2 separate regions of the Homo sapiens genome follow, and region 1 is linked to region 2. Evidence: read pairs that join two places in POLR2A ChIA-PET (ENCODE). Cell type or tissue: PC-3. All regions are shown on one strand. Links, peaks and the distances in the headings refer to the core of each region. The heading gives the core; the rest is flanking DNA. Region 1 has its middle 38 kb from the start of CT70. Region 2 overlaps LOC105376197 (a long non-coding RNA gene).

The links. ChIA-PET counts read pairs that join two places held together with the same protein. Peaks named below come from ENCODE experiments on the same cell type or tissue, not always from the same donor. Only the 100,000 strongest peaks of a DNase experiment are listed, where the experiment ranks them.
Region 1: POLR2A ChIA-PET joins it to region 2 with 17 read pairs; 2 of 35 experiments call an interaction of 5 or more read pairs at or near these places.

What each region holds. Positions count from the first base shown.
Region 1 is chr9:105,023,736-105,035,528 of GRCh38, forward strand. No RefSeq gene overlaps it. Among named protein-coding and RNA genes, the nearest start is that of CT70, 38 kb to the left of the region's middle. In PC-3, for the core only: no CTCF peak of the experiment used is centred there; no DNase peak of the experiment used is centred there.
Region 2 is chr9:105,109,275-105,121,067 of GRCh38, forward strand. It overlaps LOC105376197 (a long non-coding RNA gene), which reads left to right. Exons shown (of 4, transcript XR_930205.3): 2 at 9,457-9,681. Among named protein-coding and RNA genes, the nearest start is that of CT70, 120 kb to the left of the region's middle. RefSeq lists an enhancer at 3,500-4,000. In PC-3, for the core only: no CTCF peak of the experiment used is centred there; a DNase peak (open chromatin) is centred at 6,237.

The sequences.
Region 1 (11,793 bases), core at 2,265-10,264, 86 kb before region 2:
GTCTCAAAACAAAAACAAAACAAAACAAAACAAAAAACATACTGCGGAGGGAGGGAGTATTAAAGAGAAGCCTACAGCTTCTACAACTCAAACCAGGAGCTCAATGTTCTTGAATTGACATGGTCCGAAGTGACATCTCTCAGCTCTGCTTCTTTCTGCAGTTGGCCTCTTCTGCAGACAGTTTCTCCACAATGGCTTCAAGCTGCTAGCACTTGCATCATCCACACAGCTTGCACCTCAGAGAAAGCTATCTTTCCTGATAGCTCCTGCAGAAAGGTCCAGTTTGGGTAATGTGCCTGCCCCTGAACCAATCACTGTGGCCAAGGAGATGGAATAGTCTGACTGGCCAGTCTTGAGGCTGAGGTGAGCTAAGCCCCACCCAAATAGCATAGAATGGGGGAACCAGAAAGTTATGTGCCATTAATATTCAGCCTGGGGTTGGGTGCAGTGGCTTACGCTTGTAATCCCAGCACTTTGGGAGGCTGAGGTGGGTGGATCATTTGAGGCCAGGAGTTCAAGACCAGCCTGGCCAACACGGTGAAACCCCGTCTCTACTAAAAATACAAAAAAAAAAATAAAAATAAAAAAACTAGCCGGGCATGGTGGTGGAAACCTATAATCCCAGATACTTGTGAGGCTGAGGCAGGAGAATCGCTTGAACCTGTGAGGCAGAGGTTGCAGTGAGCCGAGATCATGCCATTGCACTCCAGCCTGGGCAACAAGAGCGAAACTCCATCTAAAAAAAAAAAAAAAAAAAAAATTCAGCCTGGGCAAGGAAGAGGAGAGATAGTAGCTTTGATAAGGAGAAACCATCCAGGCTGAGTTATAGGGGCTAGGAATTAAAACGGAGCCATCCAGGGTTTAAAAACGGGTCTCAGAGCTGAATGAAAAGATCTCTGTGGTTCCGTGGAGACTTTTAACGCCACACTCTTTCAATTTAGGAGACAGCCTTCCTGGGCATCTACAGCGGGGCCCAGTGCAACGCTGTGAGCTACAATGGGCAGCCACAGGGATGCACCAAGCAGTCTTTGTCAAAATTGACTAATGCAATCTCCTCTTTTGCTTCAGACATTGAGTCCTAACCACTATTTGTCATCACCTAAACCGTTGGTAGTTTCTCAAAATTTTTCCCTGTTTAACACATCTGAAGGAAATAATACACCTCTGTATGTAAAGTGGCCCTTATTATATCAGTGATTGGGGAGGCAGAGGATGCTGGGATTTTCAGAGGGAAAAGGCATTCCCTGGCAAAGAATGTTAGGATGCTGTGGAGAAAGAAGGGAGGATTAACATTTTTAAAAAGTCGCCTGGGTGATTCTGCTATACCTAGGTAGAAAGGCATTCCTCCCTCTGTCCCATGCTACAGGGGAGAATCAATATTGTTCCACATACAAAATTTTAACCCTATAGGTCATCCAGTGTGACACTAGCCACCTACTCATGGTAATCGCTAACAAGGCAGCCACTTGTAACACAATCTAAATCTTGGGATTGGCCAGGTGCGGTGGCTCACGTCTGTAATCCCAGCACTTCGGGAGGCCGGGGCAGGCAGATCACCTAAGGTCAGGAGTTCGAGATCAGCCTGGCCAACATGGTGAAACCCCGTCTCTACTAAAAATACAAAAATTAGCTGGGTGTGCTGACAGGTGCCTGTAATCCCAGCTACTTGGGAGGCTGAGGCAGGAGAATCACTTGAACCCGGGAGGTGGAGGTTGCAGTGAGCCGAGATCGCATCACTGAATTCCAGCCTGGGCGATAAGAGCAAAACTCCATCTCAAAAAATAGATAAATAAATCTTGAGACTTTACAAGTCCCAAATCCATATCCCATGAGGGCATTTGCAAACATAATGTTAAATTTCTTAATGTTGTGCCTACCCTCTGACCCAGTAAGTCTACTTCTGGGCATTAAATCTAAAAGAAATGGAAATAATCCATACAGAAAGAGCTTTATTGACAAAGCTCTATAAGGAATTACATATAATAATGAAATTACATATAAGAATTTTCATTAATTTACATATAATAAAAAAATGAAGTAGACTAAATTCATAGGAAGAAAGTGATACGAGCTGCTCTGTGTACATCAACTCATCTAACCTATTTAATTCTCACAACAACCCAGTGAGGTTGGTATTATTTTTATTTTATGTATTTATTGTTTTACAGTTAGGGATTCAAGGCACTGTGTAGCAAATACTGATTATAGTTTTATGCATATAAATTTTGCATAAATTATATATACATAAAACTATAATCAGTGTTTGCTATAATACAAATTTATGCAAATTTATAAATATAATTATTAATAACTTGTGTAACAGAAAAATTATTAGGTGGCAATATTAAGTGGAAAAACAAATGGATGATATAATATCAGTTATATAAAATATGCATTAAAAAGGACTTTAAAACATATTAAAATGTTATCAACAGCTATCCTTGGATGGTGAGTTACTTTCTTCTTTCTGCTTTTCTATATTCTGTAAACTGTCTATATTAAGAATGACTGATTTTTAATTTTAGTAAAAATAAAACAAATTGTTTAAGAGTTACCTTCATATACATTAAGACATTATAGTGAATATCCCTGGGTAAGTGGAATTGTGGAGTCTGTTGTTCTTTGTAGTTTCATGTTTTCCAGTGATAAATATTCATTATTTTTGAGAAAAAGGAAAAAACTAATAAAAGAAACATTTTAAAAAGAAATGTCACTTTGGACCATGTCAATTCAATAATTCATTCAAAGCATTTAGGGTTGCCTTCCCTACCCCCTTGCCACCCAACTCTTTGTAACTTAAAATAAAAGGCCATTATCCATTTTGCCTCATAGAAAGCCATTTCTTGCAGGATTGTAAACCACAAACAACGGGAAGACACACTCACTGAGCTGTGCATTTGCAAAATGCATGCAGTCAGGAGTTAGTATGAGCAATGTTTCTCTAAGAGGAACAATGCACATAACTCCCTCCTGCAGAAATGTTTTACCAGTGCCTCATAAATGTGGGCTCAATGTAACTGAGGACAAAAGAAATCTTCAGGTCCTTTGAAAGAGCATTCAGCTTTCAGAAGCCAACAGAGAGAGTTCAAAAAGTTCCAAAAATAAGAATCTTCCATAAGATATCCTCATTCCCAGCCAGTGAGGTGCAGTTTCTGTGGCAGAGGAAAGAGAGCAGATTCTGGAGTCACAGTCCTGTCATTTATCCCACCAAGAAACAGGTAGATCTTCGACTTCCATCCTTCCTCAGTAGAATCTTAGCCCAAGACCCCGTCATCTCTCACTTGGATTGTTGACATGTCCACCTTGCTTTTCTCAGCACTTCCACTCTTTCATCTTTCTAACCTTTTTCTTTACAGAAAAGCCAAAGTGATTATTTAAAAAAATAAATTAGAGCATTTTGCCTCCTGTTTGAAACCCTTGAAGACTGACCCATTCCATCACAAATAAAATGTATATTCCTCTTCATAGTTAAGAAATCTGATAGGACTAGAGCTGCCTTCTCTCCACTGTCATCCTGGGCCTCTGTGACCTCACCAGCGTTCCTGCAGCTATATTGGAGTATTTTCGGTTCCTTGGGTACATTGAGCTTCTTCCCACTTCTGAGCCTTTAAACCAGCTGTGTGCTCTACTTGGAAGAACTCTGCCTTCTCCTTTTATGGTTTCAGCTAAATTTCAGCTCCCTTGAAAGGCCTGTCTGACCACCCAATCTAAGTAGTTCTCCTCCTCCCAACCCTGCCCCCAATATTCTCTACCATTGCACCCAATCATTTCCTATACAGCACTTGTCACAACTTAAAATCGTGCATTTCTACCTTTGTTTACTTGCTTATTGTCTGCTATCCAGAGTGTAAGATTCATATCTGGTTTATTCACCACTGTATTACTTTCAGTGTGACTCCAGAATAATGCCTGGCACTTAATAGCTGTTTAAAAAAATGTTGAATGAATTAATTAATTCAACTGCTTATTTATAATGTGTCCTTGCATAGGTTTCTTGTCCTCTCTAGGATTCCGTTACTTCATCTGTGCAATGAGAATACTAATTCCCCATCTATAGATAAATGTTTATAAAAGGTCAAGCACAGTAGCAGGTACAGAGAAAGCTCTCCTGAAACTAGCTTTTGTTATGAAGGCTACTATGGGCCGGACAGGTAATAGAGAAATCCCATTTTTATCTTGTGAACTGATATATGAGCTACTGGTGTTGTAAAAAGCACATAATGGGTCCTTGACAAATGTCTGATCGATGAATCAATTACCAACTAAAAACTTTAAAATTCTAACCTATAAAAAGTTTACCACATGCACTGTTTATAACTTTTAAAATTGAATACAATTTAAATGTCCATCAATAGGAGAACAGGGAAATAAGTCTGGTATATACATACAATAGAATTATGTCTCAACGTAGATTGGGCTATAAAAATTATTAGTTTACAGCTGGGTGTGGTGGCTCACGCCTGTAATCCCAGCACTTTGGGAGGCAGTGGCGGGCAGATCACCTGAGGTCAGGAGTTCGAGACCAGCCTGACCAACATGGAGAAACTCCATCTCTACTAAAATACAACATTAGCTGGGCATGGTAGCACATGCCTGTAACCCCAGCTACTCGGGTGGCTAAGGCAGGAGAATAGCTTGAACCTGGGAGGCGGAGGTTGCAGTGAGCCGAGATAGTGCCATTGCACTCCAAACTAGGCAATGAGAGAAAAACTCCGTCTCAAAAAAAAAAAAATATTATTAGTTTGTGACATATAAAGATGAAATGACCAAAGCATAAGGAAAAGAGAAACCTTAGCAATAAACAGGTGAATTTATTAAAAAAAAAATACAATCCAGTGTGTCCAGATTGGCTGTGAACTACCTTTAAATTCACAAAGGGAGCTTGGGATAAAATTAGCATTATTTTAAGAGTCAAGATCTGGCTTTTCTCATCTTGACTGTGGCATCAAGTAACTACTAGATCTTGGGTAGGTCTCTGTCTCTCTCTGGGGCCTCATCTTCTAAAATGAAAGGCTTGGACTAGATGATTGTTAAAGTTCTGCCATTTTCTTAGAGTTTATCACTTCATCCACGATTCACAGCCCTCATTGTTAATTAACCATCATTTCCTCATTAACAATGGTGGTGGTTTATCTACATTGCTTAGTCTCATGAAATAATTAGCAATACTCTATTTGGTGGTGGAAGAACTCAACTGGGGTCTATACATGCTGCAAATAAAGTATTACTATAACATTCTGATTCTTTTTTTTTTTTTTTTTATGAGACAGAGTCTCACTCTGTCACCCAGGCTGGAGTGCAGTGGCACAATCTCGGCTTACTGCAACCTCCACCTCCCAGGTTCAAGTGATTCTCCTGCCTCAGCCTCCTGAGTAGCTGGAACTACAGGCATGCGCCACCATGCCCGACTAATTTTTGTATTTTTAGTAGAGACAAGGTTTCACCATGTTGGACAGGCTGGTCTCGAACTCCTGACCTCAAGTGATCCACCCACCTTGGCCTCCCAAAGTGCCGGGATTACAGGAGTGAGCCACTGCTCCCAGCCCATCCTGATTCTTTATAACCCAAAATTCATGTTTGCAATCTAGAGCATGACCTCAAATAACTGCATATTAGACCTCCAAATTTAAAAATCCTAAATTTTCTAGGTTGCTGTTCTGCAGAGTAGTAATTCACTAAATAATTGTCAATTCTTACCAAGGACTTTATATGACAGTCTTATCACCCAGATTATGTGGGGTTTTTTTTATTTTTTTTTTATTTTTTATTATTTTTTTTTTTTGTTGGAGATGGAGTCTCTCTCTCTCACCCAGGCTGGAGTGGTGCAGTGGAGTGATCTTGGCTCACTGCAACCTCTGCCTCCCAGGTTCAAGCGATTCTCCTGCCTCAGCCTCTTGAGTAGCTGGGACTACAGGCATGCACCACCATGCCTGGCTAATTTTTGTATTTTCAATAGAGATGGGGCTTCACCATGTTGGCCAGGCTGGTCTCAAACTCTTGACCTCAGGCAATCCATCTGCCTCTCCCTCCCAAAGTGCTGGGATTACAGGTGTGAGCCACCATGCCTGGCCCAGATTATGTCTTTAAAATAATTACTCTGGATTTTATTTATTTATTTACATATTTATTTATTTATTTTGAGACAGAGTCTCACTCTGTTGCCCAGGCTGGATGTGATGTGAGCTCCCTGCAATCTCTACCTCCTGGGTTCAAGGGATTCTTCTGCCTCAGCCTCCCGAGTAGCTGGAATTACAGGCACCCGCTGCCACACCTGACTAATTTTAGTATTTTTAGTAGTGACAGGGTTTCACAATGTGTCCAGTCTGGTCTTGAACTCCTGACATCAAGTGATCCACCTGCCTCAGCCTTTCAAAGTGATAGGATTACAGGCGTGAGCCACCGCACCTGGCTAAATAATTACTCTGGAAGCTGGGTGTTTCCAGAATAGGAGCAGAAAGGAACTACACCAGAAAATTGCAGTAATCCAAGCCAAAAAAAAAAGTCTGAACTGAGGCATTGGCAGTAGGAATGGAGAGGGAAAATTTTGTTTGAGAATCATTTAAGAGACACACAAAATGAGAACATAAAAGATTTGTATGTGAGTGCATCACCGTTGCCTGTTTGCTGCTTTTGCTAAACTGAGCTGCTAATATTTAGAGCCATGTCTTAATCATCCTTGTCTCTCCTGTTACGGCACATTTTCTAGCAGTGATATTAATACATAGTAATGCTAAGTAAATGTTTACTGAATGAATGGTGCAGAATGAAGGGTGGGAATTGTTGAGGATGGCAGTAGACTTTTTTAGCTTGGATACTTGGATGATTGATTGGACTGAGAGTGAAACATGTAAGGACGATAACTTTGGGGTGGAGGGAAAGGACTTGCATATGGGTTGGGACATGTTGACTTTTTTTTTTTGAGACTGAGTCTTGCTGTATCACCCAGGCTGGAGTGCAATGGCGTGATCTTGGCTCACTGCAACCTCCACCTCCTAGGTTCAAGCGATTCTCATGCCTCGGCCTCCCAACTAGCTAGGATTACAGGTGCCCGCCACCTGCATTTTTTATTTTTAATAGAGATGGGGTTTCACCATGTTGGCTAGGCTGGTCTCGAACTCTTAACCTCAAATGATCTGCCTGCCTCAGCCTCCCAAAGTGCTGGGATTACAGGTGTGAGCCATCACGCCCAGCTGGATATGTTGAATTTGAGGTACCAGTGGTACAACCCAGTAGCGGTTGATATCCAGGGCCGGAGCTCTAGAGAAAATGATGGGCTAGAAAAATAGGTTTGGGAATGGTAGAAGAGGGAAATGCTCAGTGAAATGGGGCAGAGAAATCAGGTCTTCCATGCATAGATAGAAATTTGAGCCTCTCTTCATAGATGTTCCAAGCCCTCCTCTTTTTTTAATGCTTACTTGTGCTATTCCCTCTCCCCTCATCTGAGTACCAGCTTAACTCTTCTTGGAGGCCAGCAGACTCCAATTCCCCATGTGAATCTCAGAGCAAGCACCCAATTGATTCTACAAAGCCTCTATAACTTCCTCTTCTGGCTCATGATCCAGTCATTATTAAGTCTAGATACTATGGAAGACTTACATCCATCCCTTTCACCATTCCTGTTCATTCTTTTTTTTTTTGAGATGGAGTCTCGCTCTGTCACCCAGGCTGGAGTACAGTCTTGGCTCACTGCAACCTCTGCCTCCCAAGTTTAAGTGATTCTCCTGCCCCAGCCTCCTGAGTAGCTGGGACTACAGACCTGCACTACCACACCTGGCTAACTTTTTTGTTTTTGTTTGTTTTTTGTTTTTGAGATGGAGTCTCACTATATCACCCAGGCTGGAGTGCAGTGGCACGATCTCGGCTCACTGCAACCTCCACCTCCCAGGTTCAAGCAATTCTCCTGCCTCAGCCTCCTGAGTAGCTGGGACTACAGGCACACACCACCACGCCCAGCTAATTTTTGTGTTTTTAGTAGAGACAGGGTTTCACGATGTTGGCCAGGATGGTCTTGATCTCCTGACTTCGTGATCTGCCCACCTCGGCCTCCCAACGTGCTGGGATTATGGGCATCAGCCACCACGCCTGGCCATTTTTTTGTATTTTTTAGTAGAGATGGGGGTTTCACCATGTTGGTCAGGCTTGTCTTGAACTCCTAACCTCAAATGATCTTCCTGCCTCGGCCTCCCAAAGTGCTAGGATTACAGTCATGAGCCACCGCACCTGGTCTCCTGTTCGTTCTTAACACTCCCACAGTTTTCCAACTGATTAAGGATCTCACAAGAAATGATATAAGAAAGAGAAATGGCCGGGCTTGGTGGCTTAAGCCACTGTGAGTGTTGGGAGGCTGAAGCGGTCAGATCACATGAGACCAGGAGTTCAAGATTAGCCTGGCCAACACGCTGAAACCCTGTCTCTACTAAAAATACAAAAATTAGCCCACCGTGGTGATGCATGTCTGTAATCCCAGCTACTCAGGAGGCTGAGGCACAAGAATCACTTGAACCCAGGAGGCGGAGGTTGCTGTGAGCTGAGATCATGCCACTGCACTCCAGCCTGGGCCACAGGGCTAGACTCTGTCTGAAAAAAAAAGCAAAAAAAAAAAAAAAAAAAACAACAAAACAGAAAGAGAACTGGAAAGTTCTGTTTTGCAACAGTAAAAATTATAACCAGTCCAGAAACACAAAATATATGTTCTAAATTTCTTATACAGAGGTAGGGAAACTGATGTTTAATCACAACATTAGATCAATGATGACCTACTACTTTGCTCTTCCAGATAAATTTAAAAAATTAGCCTCTAACTTCAAGTATTCTCAGAGATCAAAACTTTGATATAAAAAGATGATTTAACCTTGTCAATTATAGGTTACCATGTGAATCTCTAGCTTGTAAAAACAGCAGGACCTTACATTTATCAGAGGCCATTTTATTTCAGCAAAAATCAAATTGCTTTAATGAATTTATTTCACTGCACCCCAAACCATTTCTTGATGGCAAAAATAAGGCTTAGGTAGTAATCTTTAATTTTGTTGAGCCAACCTAGACACAGTTGTCAAAGAGTGGTCTAAGGCTGCATAAGACAGCACAGAATTAATATCTCAAAACTTAAATCAGAAGTTGAACATGTGCTTCAGTCCTTTGCCTCTTAGACCAGGCTGCCTTTCAGTTTTCCAGTGTTTCCTAAGCTCTAACAAGAGTTTTTTAACTAGGAGAAGGAAAAAAGACGTTTTAAGAATCTTAAGGAAATATATGGCATCTAAACCATCTATGATGAGGAAACGAAGGCCTCTCTAGGCCTTGCCCAATGTCATAGATATTGAGAAACAGAGCTAGGTATTATAAGTCCAGAACTTTTCATTCATTTTTCAAAATTTGTGGCTCTTACTATTTTTATAAAAAATAATGCTTAACAGTTATTGAGTATGTATTAAACTGCCACTGTTATAAGCATTTATTTGCATTAATTTATTTAATCCTATGATTATGTTCATTTTACTGACAAAAATACTGAGTATTAGAGAGAGTACATTTGCTTAAAGCTATGTAGAAAGTTAAGCAAAGGAGCCAAATTTTGAATCCATGTCTGCATGATTAAATCTAAATTCTTTGCAACTATGCAATGCTGCCACAATGCCACAGAATTTAAGAATTTTAATGAATTTCATTGATCATTCTTCTCAGGCTCCTCCACACCTCTGATACATAATGATCTACCTTTTGTTTGAATACCTAGTGATAAAAAGTTTACTATCTAAGAAGGCAGCTCTTTAATTTCAGGGCAGCCAAAACTTGCTTCCCTGAGCCTTCTACCCAATGGAGCAAGTTCTGGATAATAATGGAGCAGTGTCCCCAAAGGACTTCAGGAAAAACAGGAAAAAAAGAAATGGCAACTCCAAGTAAAGCCAGTTCAATTTATGTGGTCAATAGGCAAATTAGAAAGATACAACCTTTCTAGTTTTATATCTCTCTGATCTCATAGAGATATTAATCTAGCAACAATTCAAAGAAGATACTCCCATGTGTAAGGATAACTCTGAAGTCCTCAGGACCAGGAAGTAAATAGATGGCTCCCGTGCCATGAACAATTTGTAAACCCTGAATGAATACCTGTGGACATGTGGAAACTTTCTCAGTTGCAAGTCTCTGTAACAGCTTTAAGGCCACTTCCTGAGAAGAATCTGTCACTAAGTCTTCAAAAGCTCCAAAATTCACCAATTGGGAGTGGGTATTTTTTGAAAGACATTTGGCTTATATTTAAAAATTAACTGAAACCTGCTGATGGGAGTAGGAAGACTCTGAAGGCTCATAATTACGAGATCCAAACTAAAAAAAAAAAATCTACATTTTATCCTCCTCTTTTGTCTGGGGCTTCCTTTAGAGCCATTAATATGCCCATGATGGGGCTTAGAACAATGCTCAGATTGTGTGTAAATGTGTAATAGCACACAACAGACCTGATAACACTGGAATTGGGAATTAATTTTACTCTTTTTCCAGTTGGGTTTTGAGGACCTTTGAAGGGTTTTGTCGATAACAGAATAATTCCCAGTATGTAAAAGCTAAGTGGGTTGCTTAATAGTTACACAGTTTCTTTTGGGGAATAATGGGAAAGTTTTGGAAATACTGGCGATGGTTGCACAACATCGTGAAGTAATTAATGCCACAAAATTATACACTGAAAAATAGTTAAAATGATAAATTGTATATTATATATATCATTATATATATATATAGCCACAGCTAAAAAAGTAATGTATCAAAAACTATTGAACTGTACACCATAAATGGGTAAATTAAATGGTATATGAATTATATAGCTCAATAAAGCTGCTTAAAAAAAAAACCCTAAATGAAACCTTAGAAATTATTCAGTCATTAAACTTCATGTTATAGTTGAGGAAATAGAGGCCCAGAGTAGGGAAGGAACTCCATGGAGGCTGCAGATATTTTTCATGTTAAAAAATACTTCATTTTGGGCCAGGCGCGGTGGCTCCTGCCTGTAATCCCAGGACTTTGGGAGGCTGAGGAGGGCAGATCACCTGAAGTCGGGAGTTCGAGACCAGCCTGATCAACATGGAGAAACCCTGTTTCTACTAAAAATACAAAATTAGCCAGGTGTGGTGGCACATGCCTGTAATCCCAGCTACTCAGGAGGCTGAGGCAGGAGAATCGCTTGAACCCAGGAGGCCAAGGTTGAGGTGAGCCGAGATCATGCCATTGTACTCCAGCCTGGGCAACAAGAGTGAAACTCTGTCTCAAAACAAATGAACAAACAAAAAACAAAAAAGAAAACACTTAATTTTAATATTATGTATATATACTTTGCCACAATAAGGAAAAGTATTTTATTTATATTTTGCCATACTTATATGCATCTTAATAAATCTTTTTTTTTTTTTTTTTTTTTTTTGAGACAGAGTCTTGCTTTGTCACCCTGGCTGGAGTGCAATGCCATGATCTTGGCTCACTGCAACCTCTGCCTCCCAGGTTTAAATGATTCTTGTGCCTCAGCCTCTCAAGTAGCTGGGATTACAGGCATGTGCCACCACATCCAGCTAACTTTTGTATTTAGTAGAGATGTGGTTTTGCCATGTTAGTTGGGCTGGTCTCAAACCCCTGGCCCCAAACAATCAACCCACCTCGGCCTCCCAAGATACTGGGATTATAGGCGTGAGCCACTGCTCCCAGCCTTAATAAATCTTAATAAATAAAATTGTAAAATATGATTAACTTATTAAGATTTTCTTGATGTGCAGAAAGATATCTTAAATAAAACATAGCTGACTAGCTTCT
Region 2 (11,793 bases), core at 2,227-10,226:
TATGTGACTCTTACCTCCATACTAATAATGTTAATGTTTAAAAGATGGAAGTTATACCTTTTGCAAAGCAAATCTAAATCAAAAGATTTTTTTAAGTCATAACCTCTGACAAAAACAAGAATTAACCTGTATTAAGAACCTACTCTAGGCAAGAAAGACCCTGTGCTAAAAACTTTCCAGTAAACAATAGACATAATATATAAATTATGATAGTATGCTAGAAGGTGATAGATACTATGAGGAAATAAGTAAAATAAGGTTAAAAGGATTAGAAGAGACAGAGGGGCAGGGAGCAGAATTTGAAACAGTGGTCCTGGAAAGCACCATTGAGAAGGTAACATTTAAGAAAAGATTCAGCCAGGAGCAGTGGCTCACACCTGTGATCCCAGCACTTTGGGAGGCTGAAGTGGGTGGATCACCTGAGGTCAGGAGTTTGAGACCACCTGGCCAACATGGTGAAACCCCATCTCTACTAAAAATACAAAAATTAGCCAGGCGTGGTGGCACAAGTCTGTAATCCCAGCTACTCGGGAGGCTGAGGCAGGAGAACTACCTGAACCCAGGAGGTGGAGGTTGCAATGCTGAGATCACGCCATTGCACTCCAGCCTGGGTGACAAGAGCAAGACTCTGTCTTAAAAAAAAAAAAAAAGAAAAAGAAAAGATTCAGAGGATGATACGGAGTTGGTCAAGCTGATATCAGATTTCTGGGGGAAGAAATCTGGGAGGAGGAGGAAGGGGGAGCATCCAGTGCAAAGGCCTTAAGGCAGAGACATGTCTGACATAGTCCAGGAAAAGCAAGGTCAGCATGGCTAGAATGGAGTAAACAAAGGAGAAAGTGATAGGAGAAATCAGAAAGGTAATTGAAGGGCTTTGGCTGTTACTCTGAGTAAACTGGGGAGCCACAGCAGACTTTAAGAACCATGGCCGAAGCAGAAGACTACATTGAGAATAAATTGGAAGGAGGGAATGAAAGACAATGATAGCTATGACCAGTGAAGTAACAATGGAGATGGTGGAAAACCGTCAAATGCTTAATGTATTTTGAACACAGAGTTCAGAGAATGTCTGATAGATTGGATTCGAGGTGTGAAAGAAAGAAAGAAGTTAAGGATGAGCTCAAGGTTTGGGGCTTGAACAACTGGAAAAGAGAGATGCTATTGCCGGGCACGGTGGCTCATGCCTGTAATCCCAGCACTCTGAGAGGCTGAGGTGGGCGGATAACCTGAGGTCGGGAGTTTGAGACCAGCCTGACCAACATGGAGAAACCCTGTCTCTACTAAAAATACAAAATTAGCCGGTGGCACATGCCTGTAATCCCAGCTACTCAGGAGGCTGAGGCAGGAGAATCACTTGAACCCAGGAGGCGGAGGTTGCAGTGAGCCAAGATGGCGCCACTACAGTCCAGCCTGAGTGACAAGAGGGAAACTCTGTCTCAAAAAAAAAAAAAAGAAAGAAAGAGAGATGCTATCACTGAAATGTAGATGGCTTTGAGTGAAGCAGTTTTGAAAGAGGGATAGGGAATGAGAGAAGAGGATAGCCACAAGTTGCATTTGAAATGTCTGTTAGAAAACCAAGTGGAGGTGGCTCAGAGAACTGAGGTGATTTTTGAAAGAATTGAGCTATCCAGTCCCTCCACCTCCTTGCAAAGCAATAGTATTTAATTATGATAGTATCAGTCAAACTCAATGTTTTCCTTTTTAACACTTCCATATATGTTCCTATTTATTTATTTATTTTGCATTTTAAACTTCTTTTTAATTGAGGTAAAATGGTAAGGCTTTTTCTCTGAAGATTGAGGTCTTTACCCTGCTCCACTGTCAAATTGTGACATGATTTTTTCCATACTTCACCTTGTGTCCCTTCACCTACTTTTCTTTTGAGACTGAGTCACGCTCTGTCGCCCAGGTTGGAGTGCAGTGGCATGATCTCAGCTCACTGCAACCTCCGTTCTGTGGGTTCAAGCAATTCTTCTGCCTCAGCCTCCCTAGCAACTGGGATTACAGGTGTGTGCTACCATGCCCGGCTAATTTTTGTATTTTTAGTAGAGACAGGGTTTTGCCATGTTGGCCAGGCTGGTCTAGAATTCCTAACCTCAAGTGATCCACCCACCCAGCCTCCCAAAGTGCTGGGATTATAGGAATGAGCCACCCAGCCCTCACCTACTTTTCTAAATGGGAATATAATTTACTCTTTAACTCTTCTCTTTCCTTCACACCTTGAATCCAATCTAACCAGACATTTTGGCCAATGTGTATTACTCTTTTTTTTTTTTTTAAAAAAAGATACTACTGCAATTTACTGTTATTTTTAAGGAAGCTATGACTACATATCTTCCAACAATTATGTTAAAAGAGTCCACAAATGGTGATTGCCAAGGTGTAATTTCCAAGACTTGTAGGAGATCTAGCCAAGTGAAATATGACACCTCCAAAAGGAACCTGGACTACAATCTATCTGACATATGTTATATACCTGGATTCATTTCTTAGGGCTGCTGTAACAAAGTACCAGAAATTTAGTGGCTTAAAACAGCAGAAGTGGGCCGGGCGCGGTGGCTCACACCTGTAATCCCAGCACTTTGGGAGGCCGAGGCGGGCGGATCACAAGGTCAGGAAATCGAGACCATCCTGGCTCACACAGTGAAACCCCATCTCTACTAAAAATACAAAAAATTAGTCGGGTGTGGTGGCGGGCACCTGTAGTCCCAGCTACACAGAAGGCTGAGGCAGGAGAATGACGTGAACCCGGGAGGTGGGGCTTGCAGTGAGCCAAGATCGCACCACTGCACTCCAGCCTGGATGACAGAGCGAGACTCCGTCTCAAAAATAAAACAAAAGAAAAACACAGAAGTTTATTCTCTTGCAGTTCTGGAAGATAAAAGTCCAAAATCAGCAGGGACGTGCTCTCTCTGAAGGTACTATGAGAGGATCTTTTGTTCCTCTTCCATATGTGTCTGTTTTTAAAGTTCCCTTATGTTACAAGAACACAAGTCATTTAATTTAGGACATCCTTTAATCTTGTATGGCCTCACCTTAACCTCATTACATCTGCAAATACCCCATTTCCAAATAAGGTCACATTCACAGGTATCAGGGGTTAGGACTTCAACATATCTTTTTGTGGGGACACAGTTCTCAACCCATAACAACACCAAACCTCAGTTATTCATTCATCTATTCACTGAAACTAGTACCTGTGCTTGGCACACTTGCAAATACTGGAGATACGAGCATGAACAAGATGACATAGTTCTTGCCATCAGAGAGCCTATGATCTGGTGTGGGAGGCAGACACTTGCAGTTCAATATGGTAAAAGAGAAGAACTGAGGCTGGGAGCAGTGGCTCATGCCTGTGATCCCAGCACTTTGGGAGGCCGAGGCGGACAGGTCACTTGAGGTCAGGAGTTTGAGACCAGCCTGGCCAACATGGTGAAACCCAGTCTCTACCAAAAATACAAAAATTAGCCAGGCGTGGTGGTACATGCCTGTAGTCCCAGCTACTCGGGAGGCTGAGACAGGAGAATCGCTTGAACCCAGGAGGCAGAGGCTGCAGTGAGCAGAGATTGCGCCACTGCACTCCAGCCTGAGCGACAGAGCGAGACTCTGTCTCAAAAAAAAAAAAAAAAGAGAGAGAGAGAGAACTGGCCAAGCATGATGGCTTGCACCTGTAATTCCAGCTACTTGGGAGGCTGATGCAGCAGGAAAATCACTTGAGCCCAGGAGTTCAAGATCAGCTTTGGCAACATGGCGAGACCCCCATCTCAGAAGAAGATGAAGGAGAAGGAGGGGAAGAAGCAGAAAAAGAAGGAGAAAGAGAAGGAGAGGAAGAGGAGGAGGAGGAACAACTGAATAACATGGGAATTCAGAGATACGACACTTAACTCAGCCTGGAAAGCCAGGCTGGCCTTACCACTTTCTGAAGTAAGCCATATCCAAACTAAGACCTAGATGGTGGCATAGGAGGTACAGGGAAGAAGACTCCAAGCAGAGGGATCACATTTGAAGTACAGATGTTAAAGAAATCATGCAGCCGGGTGCAGTGGCTCAGGCCTGTAATCCCAGCACTTTGGGAGGCTGAGGTGGGTGGATCGCCTGAGGTCACGAGTTCGAGACCAGCCTGGCCAACGTGGTGAAACCCCATCTGTCTCTACTAAAAATACAAAAATTAGCCAGGCGTGGTGGCACATGCCTGTAATCCCAGCTACTCAGGAGGCTGAGGCAGGAGAATCCCTTGAACCTGGGAGACGGAGTTTGCAGTGAGCCCAGGCAACAAGAGCGAAACTCTGTCTCAAAAAAAAAAAAAAAGTATAAAAATTAGCTTGGCATGGTGTAATCCTAGCTACTTGGGGGGCTGAGAATTGCTTGAGCCTGGGAGGTGGAGGTTGCAGTGAGCCGAAATCAGGCCAGTGCACTCCAGCCTGCGTGACAGCGAGACAATGTCTCAAAAAAAAAAAAAAAAAAGGTAATAATAGAGTTTTAATATTGGAGACAGAATAAATCAATAAAAATAATCCCAACCATTAATCTTTAGTTTAGCCTATTAGTTTCAAACTTTCTTCCACACCAAACCTCTTAAAGAGCACATAAGATGAAATCAAATGAAGTTTTAGCTTGGGCATAAACAAGGCACTGTGGGCATCTCACAGCCATGCAGATCAGACAGAGAGGATGAAACAAAACCTGACCCTGCATCTACACAGCTGAATCTTGGGCAGGAGGAATAAGCCCAGCTACAAAAGCAAATATCAGACTGGTAGCCTGATGGGTGAGACACAATGGCCAAAGGACACAGGAAGCCCAGGCGTGATTGAAGCAACTCTCTAATCAAATGGGTGGAGCAAATGGAGAGGAATCCAAGCATCTTGTCTGCCCTCCCCAGTCAGGCACACAGGCCAGCAGACAGGCAGGTAGGAGGTTATTTGTAGACACATTGTCCATGGGTAGTAATGGATAAGATCCAGGTTCTGTCCCAGGGAAAAGGGCTGGCAAGTGCCACATAGTATGCCAGGGCCCATTCCCAGGCTGAGTTCAGGAGCAGTGTGCAGTCCTAAAAGGGGACCGTGCCTCTGGGCGGGAGAGCTAGGGATCAGGTAGAAGCTGGATCTCTGGGTTGGGCCAACAATAGCCAGAGAGAGGACAGATATCACTCGGGGAAACATGACTGTCAGAGGATGTTACTGGACTAACAACCTCCAAGTTTCAGTGGATGACTGCGCACCAAGTCCCACCAGAGGCACTGAGGTGGTTAATCTACTTCCTGCCTGAATTTGTTCAGACTCAGAAGCTGGGGTGGGAGGGTGGCAGCTGAAAGTGAGATGCATCAGTGGACCCAAAGGGAAGCAGCTGGGCAACATAAAGGCATGGAAACTGAGGCAGGAAGTCAATAGGGTTGACTTATTCTGCTTTACTGTGCACCGTGCATGCCCACTCTCTGGTGGAGGTGCTCATGGGAAAGAAATGACTACAGTTAAATTTCCTACTTAGAGGTCTAATGGAGTGACATTAAGAAACAGCCCTTCATTCCACTAACATTTATTGAGTACCTCCTATGTTCATAGCATAGTCTCTGGCTTCAAGGGTCCTACAGTAGAACAAGCACGATGGGAGATTCACAGAAATAACTCTGTGAGAAGTCCCATCCAAGTGCTGTGGAGCACAGAGGGAAAAAGAGGAACATCTAGAAGAAAAGAAAAGTCTCCTAAACTTCTTGAGAAGGGACCATGGCTATTTTTGCCTGGATAGCCCAATTCTAATTATCACTCTATCCGAGAGTTTAATTGCCTCTGGGTGATGCCAGCTGCCTTGAACTACAGGTCTGAAGGCACAGCTGTTGCTACTTGATCTACGTCTCCCTTAACTAAGTCTCAGGTTTGTAATCTTATCACACAGGGAACCTAGGGTTCCATATGACAGGACTGAAAATCCCTAGCTCTGTCACTTACTAAATAGTCATGTCTGCCTTTTCTAACCTTCCTGAACTTCAGTTTTACTCCTTATAAAATGAGAATAAAGACAACCCAAACTTCAAAGGGCTGTTTCAAGGATTAAGTGGAAGTCATGTATATGCACGGGTTTTGTAAACTTTAAAGAGCTAGAAAAACATTTATTTTAATGGTGTCTCAACTTGAGTCTGCACTGGGCTGCAGCCATGCCTGGGTGTGTTTGATGACCTGGTCTGTGGGGCTTCTGGGTGTCACTCCGTGTGAGGATGAGGAAGTGGTTTGGCTCACATGCCAGAAAAAGACGCAAAGACGGCTGGGCAGCATGTGGGAAGCTTCAGATATCTATGCCTAACCTGGCTCTGTGGACGGAAGTCAGAACTCAGCAAAGAGGCTGGGCGTGGTGGCTCATGCCCGTAATCCCAGCACTTTGGGAGGCCAAGGGGGGTGGATCATCTGAGGTCAAGAGTTTGATACTAGCTTGGCCAACATGGCGAAACCCCGTCTCTACTAAAAATACAAAAAAAAAAAAAAATTAGCTGGGCATGGTGGCACTCGCCTGTAATCCCAGCTACTTGGGAGGCTGAGGCAGGAGAATCACTTGAACCTGAGAAGTGGAGTTTGCAGTGAGCCAAGATCGCGCCATTGCACTCCAGCCTGGGTGACAGAGTGAGACTCTGTCTCAAAAAAACACATAAAAAAATAATAACTCAGCAGAGAGAGGGGCTCCTCACTGTTTTCAAAGGGCGATGTTACCACTGCCGCTTTCAGGCCTGCTGACAAACTAAAATGCAGAAAGGGAGGTGGAGGTGAAGGCACATGCTGTCTTCCCAGCACAGGGAGAATTCCAGAGCATTTGTCACCATTTAATCACCTGAAGAGTTTCCTCACCAGGGGAACACATTCTCCATGCAGATACAGCATATAAGGCATTTGCTGCACCTTCCCCTGGAGTTGTCAGGTGACCTGGAGACATTGCCAATGTGGGGGAGAGAGGAAGTGTAACAGGAGTACTTGTGAGTGGCTGCAAAATGCTCCTGGGGACAAAGTCTCAGGGGCAAGGGTCAGCAATGACAGGCCATTGCCCCTAATATGACCCCAACAGTGACACTCACAGGTGGGTGAGGCCTGGAGAAACTCGGCCACATGACTCTTCTGTCAGGATGAGTGTTAGATGCCATGTGTGTTCCCACGCCAGTAGCTGCTATTTCCAGTTGCTTCAATTGCTTCATTTGTTCAGGGAACCTGAGAAGGAAGATGTGTTACCCAGCAAGGCTAGAAGCCGCTTCTCTTAACAAAGACCACCCAGAAGTGAGCCGAGGTATTGGAAAGTACCCAGTGTGTGCTTTTCAACAAATGCTGCTTAAAGCTGCTGCAGTGTCCAGTAAACCATTGCTCTTGGTTCTCATCTCAGAGTTTTCCAATGCTGAGGGAATGCAGACAGAAGAATGTGTAAGATTATGACACAGGAGCTGCATGGTGAGGTGTAAAGGAGGAGAGAGGAGCAACAAATTGTGCCCCAACAAGAAAACGTGAAATGTCCGGTTTGTTTTTTTATTTTTTATTTTTTGAGACAGAGTCTTGCTCTGTCTGCCCGGGGTTGGAGTGCAGTGGTGCAATCTCGGTTAACTGCAGCCTCCACCTCCCGGGTTCAAGTGATTCTCCTGCATCAGCCTCCTAAGTAGCTGTGATTACAGGCACGCGCCACCACACCCAGCTGATTTTGTATTTTTAATAGAGATGGGATTTCACCCTGTTGACCAGGCTGGCCTAGAACTCCTGACCTCAAGTGATCCGCCCACCTTGGCCTCTCAAAGTGCTGGGATTATAGGCATGAGCCATCGCTCCTGGCCAAAATGTCCCTTTTAAGTGGAGTTGGAGTTGGGGGACAGTGCAGGGAGCTGTGGGCAAAGGTGAGTCAAAGAGAACAAAATGCCCCCCCTAAAGATATGGCAGGAAGTCTGGCCAAGGGTGGGGACATTGGTTTATTTTCTCTTTCTCTGCAGCCCACCACCATTAAGGCTAGAATTCTGGATCAAGCATCTTTAGAGGAGCCTCAAATGTGCCTGCATTCACTCAACAAGGAGAGAGTAAATAATTCATCCAAGGTCTGCCAAGAGAGCTCTCTGGCACCATAATGCTTTCTGAGGTGGAAGGTTAGCTCTTGCCAGACAGGGAGGAGCCCAGCCAACAACAGGGGTCTCCTTAGCAGTTTGGAATCTCTGTACAAATGCCAGCTCACAGCCACTCTGACTTGTCCAGCAGTGCCCTGGGCCCCTGCAGTATGCCTCGGACTAGCTTCATCCAGCAAACTGCTGCCTCTGACAGTCTGATGTCCATTTTCCCAGCCTGTACTGAGTGTCAATCATGGGCCTGAGTGAAAGAGACATGACCCCTGACTGCCTTGGAAGAGCCGGCTTAGGACAGGATAGGGTGGGAGGGCAGTGGATCCACGGGTCCCAAAACGGGTGGTGAGTAGCCAACTGGTGAGCAGACAGGTGAGGGTTTGGGGAGAGAGGGGCATTTCCTAGATGTAGAGCTATTTAAGCAGAGTTTTAAATAGTTAAGTTGGAGCTCACCAGGCAGGAAAAGAAATTAAAAGGAACAGCTAGAGTTTTGTTAGAGCTTACTATGTGCAGGCATTGTGTAAAGGGCATTTCAGAGAGAGCGAACAGCTGGTGTGAATTCTTAAAAATCTGAAAGTGCATGCTATATGGATAGGCTAATTCTTGTAAAAAACTTATTTTTATAGATTTAGGGGGTGCAAGTGCAGCTTTGTTACATGAATATATTACATAATGGTGAAGACTGGACTTTTAGTGTAACCATCACCCAAATAGTGTACATTACACCCATTAGGTAATTTCTCATCTCTCACCACCCTCCCACATTTCTGAGTTTCCAATGTTAATTATTTCACTCTCTATGTCCATGTCTGTATATATATACATAATTTACATAATTTAGCTCCCACTCATAAGTGGGAACATGCGTATTTGACTTTCTGAGTTATTTCACTTAAGATAATGGCATCCAGTTCCATCCATGCTGCTATAAAAGAAAATTTCATTCTTTTTTATGACTGAGTAGTATTCCATGGTATAGATTATATACACACACACACACCCCCCACACACACACCCACCCACACACACATCTCACATTTCCTTTAATCAGAATAGGCACATTCTACGCATTTGCCTATACACAGGTGAATTACGTGTAGATAATGTTTAGTGTACCGTGGGAGTTGTAAAAGATAAAGCTACAAAGGAAAGTTAGAACTGAAAAGGCCTCACAAATTTAAATATATATATATTTATGCATAGATCTGGAAAGATATATGTCAATATGTTAGCATTGATTTTGGCGATGAAGACTCTGGAGATTCATTTTTACTCTTTCTATTCTGCATTTCATTTTATTTTTTTTATTTTTTTCACCAACAAAAAGAGAAGAGGTTGAGGAGGTGGGTGGTCTGAATACTGTTTTAGAAAGTGTGTGCTTCATGCTGCAGGCACTGGGGAGCCACTGAAAATTCTTAAGCAGAAGACCAAGGCAACTAGACACCAGCCATCAAGAGCTGCTTATGCGGGAGGCCCTCGGTGACTCACTTGCTCCTACTTCCCTGGGACTATCTTCCTCATACCACCTGCAGACCCAGAAGTCAAGCCTGTAGGATGAAACCTGTCCATCCACGAGATGGGAAGCTGCCAGTAATGATCGAAGAGGCACAGTCAATGTGAGTGCTTTTCTCTGCCCACTCAGAACTCCTCAAAACTTGACAGTGGGCACAAAACAACGTGGCTCTGCCCCAAGCACAAGGACAAGGGGGAAAAGGACAGGTGGCAAAGCATTCACAAAAGCTAACAGGAGAAAAGGCAGATTGGTTTCTTTTCCTACAACGTAGGAGCTTTTATTACTAGAAAATAAAATCCTGTCTGAGCAAATGCCAGGAAAACGATTAAGGGCTCAATTTAGATTGGGAGGCTTGGTTGGGCACTGCTAGGCAGGGAGCTAAACAATGTCAGCCCCACTCTCTATGCACATCACGTTTGGGGTGAGTGGCCCGAGCCCCAGCCAGGCCTTTCACCACCAGTTTTGTAGAATTACAGTTAAGCTTTGGCCACTTGGTTTCAGTTAAAAGGATTGTGTGGAAGGAAGGATAAAAGGCTCTTGCACGCAGACCAGCTATTGCGTCTGAGGACTAAGAAGAAATGCAGCCAGGGTGGTGCCAGACCTTGAAGAAACCCTTCTTCCCTGTGGTTCTCAGGCTCTCCAGCCTGACCCAGGAAGGGCAGGAGAGGTAGAGGAGCACGGGCTGGCTTTGAGTCAGACAGGCCCGGGTTGGAGTCCCCATTCTACTGCCTGTGGGGCCTGCAGGCAAGATTTTAACTTCTAACTTTTTTTTTTTTTTTTTTTTGAGACAGAGTTTTGCTTCTGTTGCCCAGGCTAGAGTGCAATGGCGTGATCTCAGCTCACTGCAACCTCTGCCTCCTGGGTTCAAGCAATTCTGCTGCCTCAGCCTCCCGAGTAGCTGGGACTACAGGCGTGTGCCACTGCACCCGGCTAATTTTAGTATTTTTAGTAGAGATGGGGTTTCACCACGTTGGCCAGGCTGGTCTCAAACACCTGACCTCAGTTGAGCAGCCTGCCTCGGCCTCCCAAAGTGCTGGGATTATAGGCATGAGCCACTGTGCCTGGCTGGCAAGATTTTAACTTCTCTGAGTCCAGTGTCTTCATCAATAAAGTGAGGATAATGACGCCCAGAATTATTATGGGAATAAAATAACATGAGGTATGTAAAGCACCAATAAAGTAGATACTTGGTGGTTGGTAGCTCCTTTTTATCACTTTTTTCCCTCCAAGACCTCCTAAGGGAAACAATTGTGATGCAATGGGAAAGACATGAGATTAGAGTTTGAGAAACTAAGGTTCTAGTTCAACTACTAATGAGCTGTGTGACTTTGGGCAAATTACTCAGTCTCCCTGGGCTTCACTTTCTCCCACTGAAAAATCTTAGATTAAATAATCCCTAAGGGCCCCTCTATCTCTGACTTTCAATATTAATTATAATTACTATCAGGAAACAGTTGCTGTGTGCCAGGCATGTTGATCAGCAATGCACATGTATTATCTTATCAAGTATTATTATCTTTACTTTACAAGTGAAGAAAATGAGGTCTATAGGGGCTTAAGAACTTTTCCCAGACTGTATAGCTAGTAAGGACAGGCCAGGAGGTGTTTGCTCTGACTTACATGTTTAAAGAAAAAAAACAAAAAACAAAAAAACAAAACTAATTAACCTAGCCCCAGGGTTCTAAGTCTTTGTACTAAACGGGTAATAAAATCAAACCACTCTGCAGGTTCTAGGTCAGGTTTAAATGGCTACCAATTCATGAAACTGTAACTGGGGATTCAGGCCTGAGGAATACTAATCACTTGTCGCAGAGTGAAACAGGCCCAACAGAGGAGACGCTCATATCAGAAGGTGAGAAAAAGGTGCTGCAAATGGTCATTCCTGAGACTTTCAATCAGGGCACCAAGAAGGCATTGTGGTGGGGACCCAGAGAGCTATGAAAACTGGCAGCTGTCAATCAAGTGGGCAAGCAGAAGCAGTCCACAGCTAGGGATCAGTACAAGCAAGGATGGCAGAGGCCTCTCTGCAGTGAAACATGGGCTCAAGCAGAGATGCAGGCCATTTGAACTACACCACTCTGGAGTGAGTAGGGAAGAGGGAAAGCTGTGACTTGGCAGCCAACTGCTATCCCTGGGGACATAAGCCCCTAGTCTGACTGGCAACAATACAACTCAGGAAGGCGTATCAAAGCCCAGCAGTCATGACCAGGCCAGG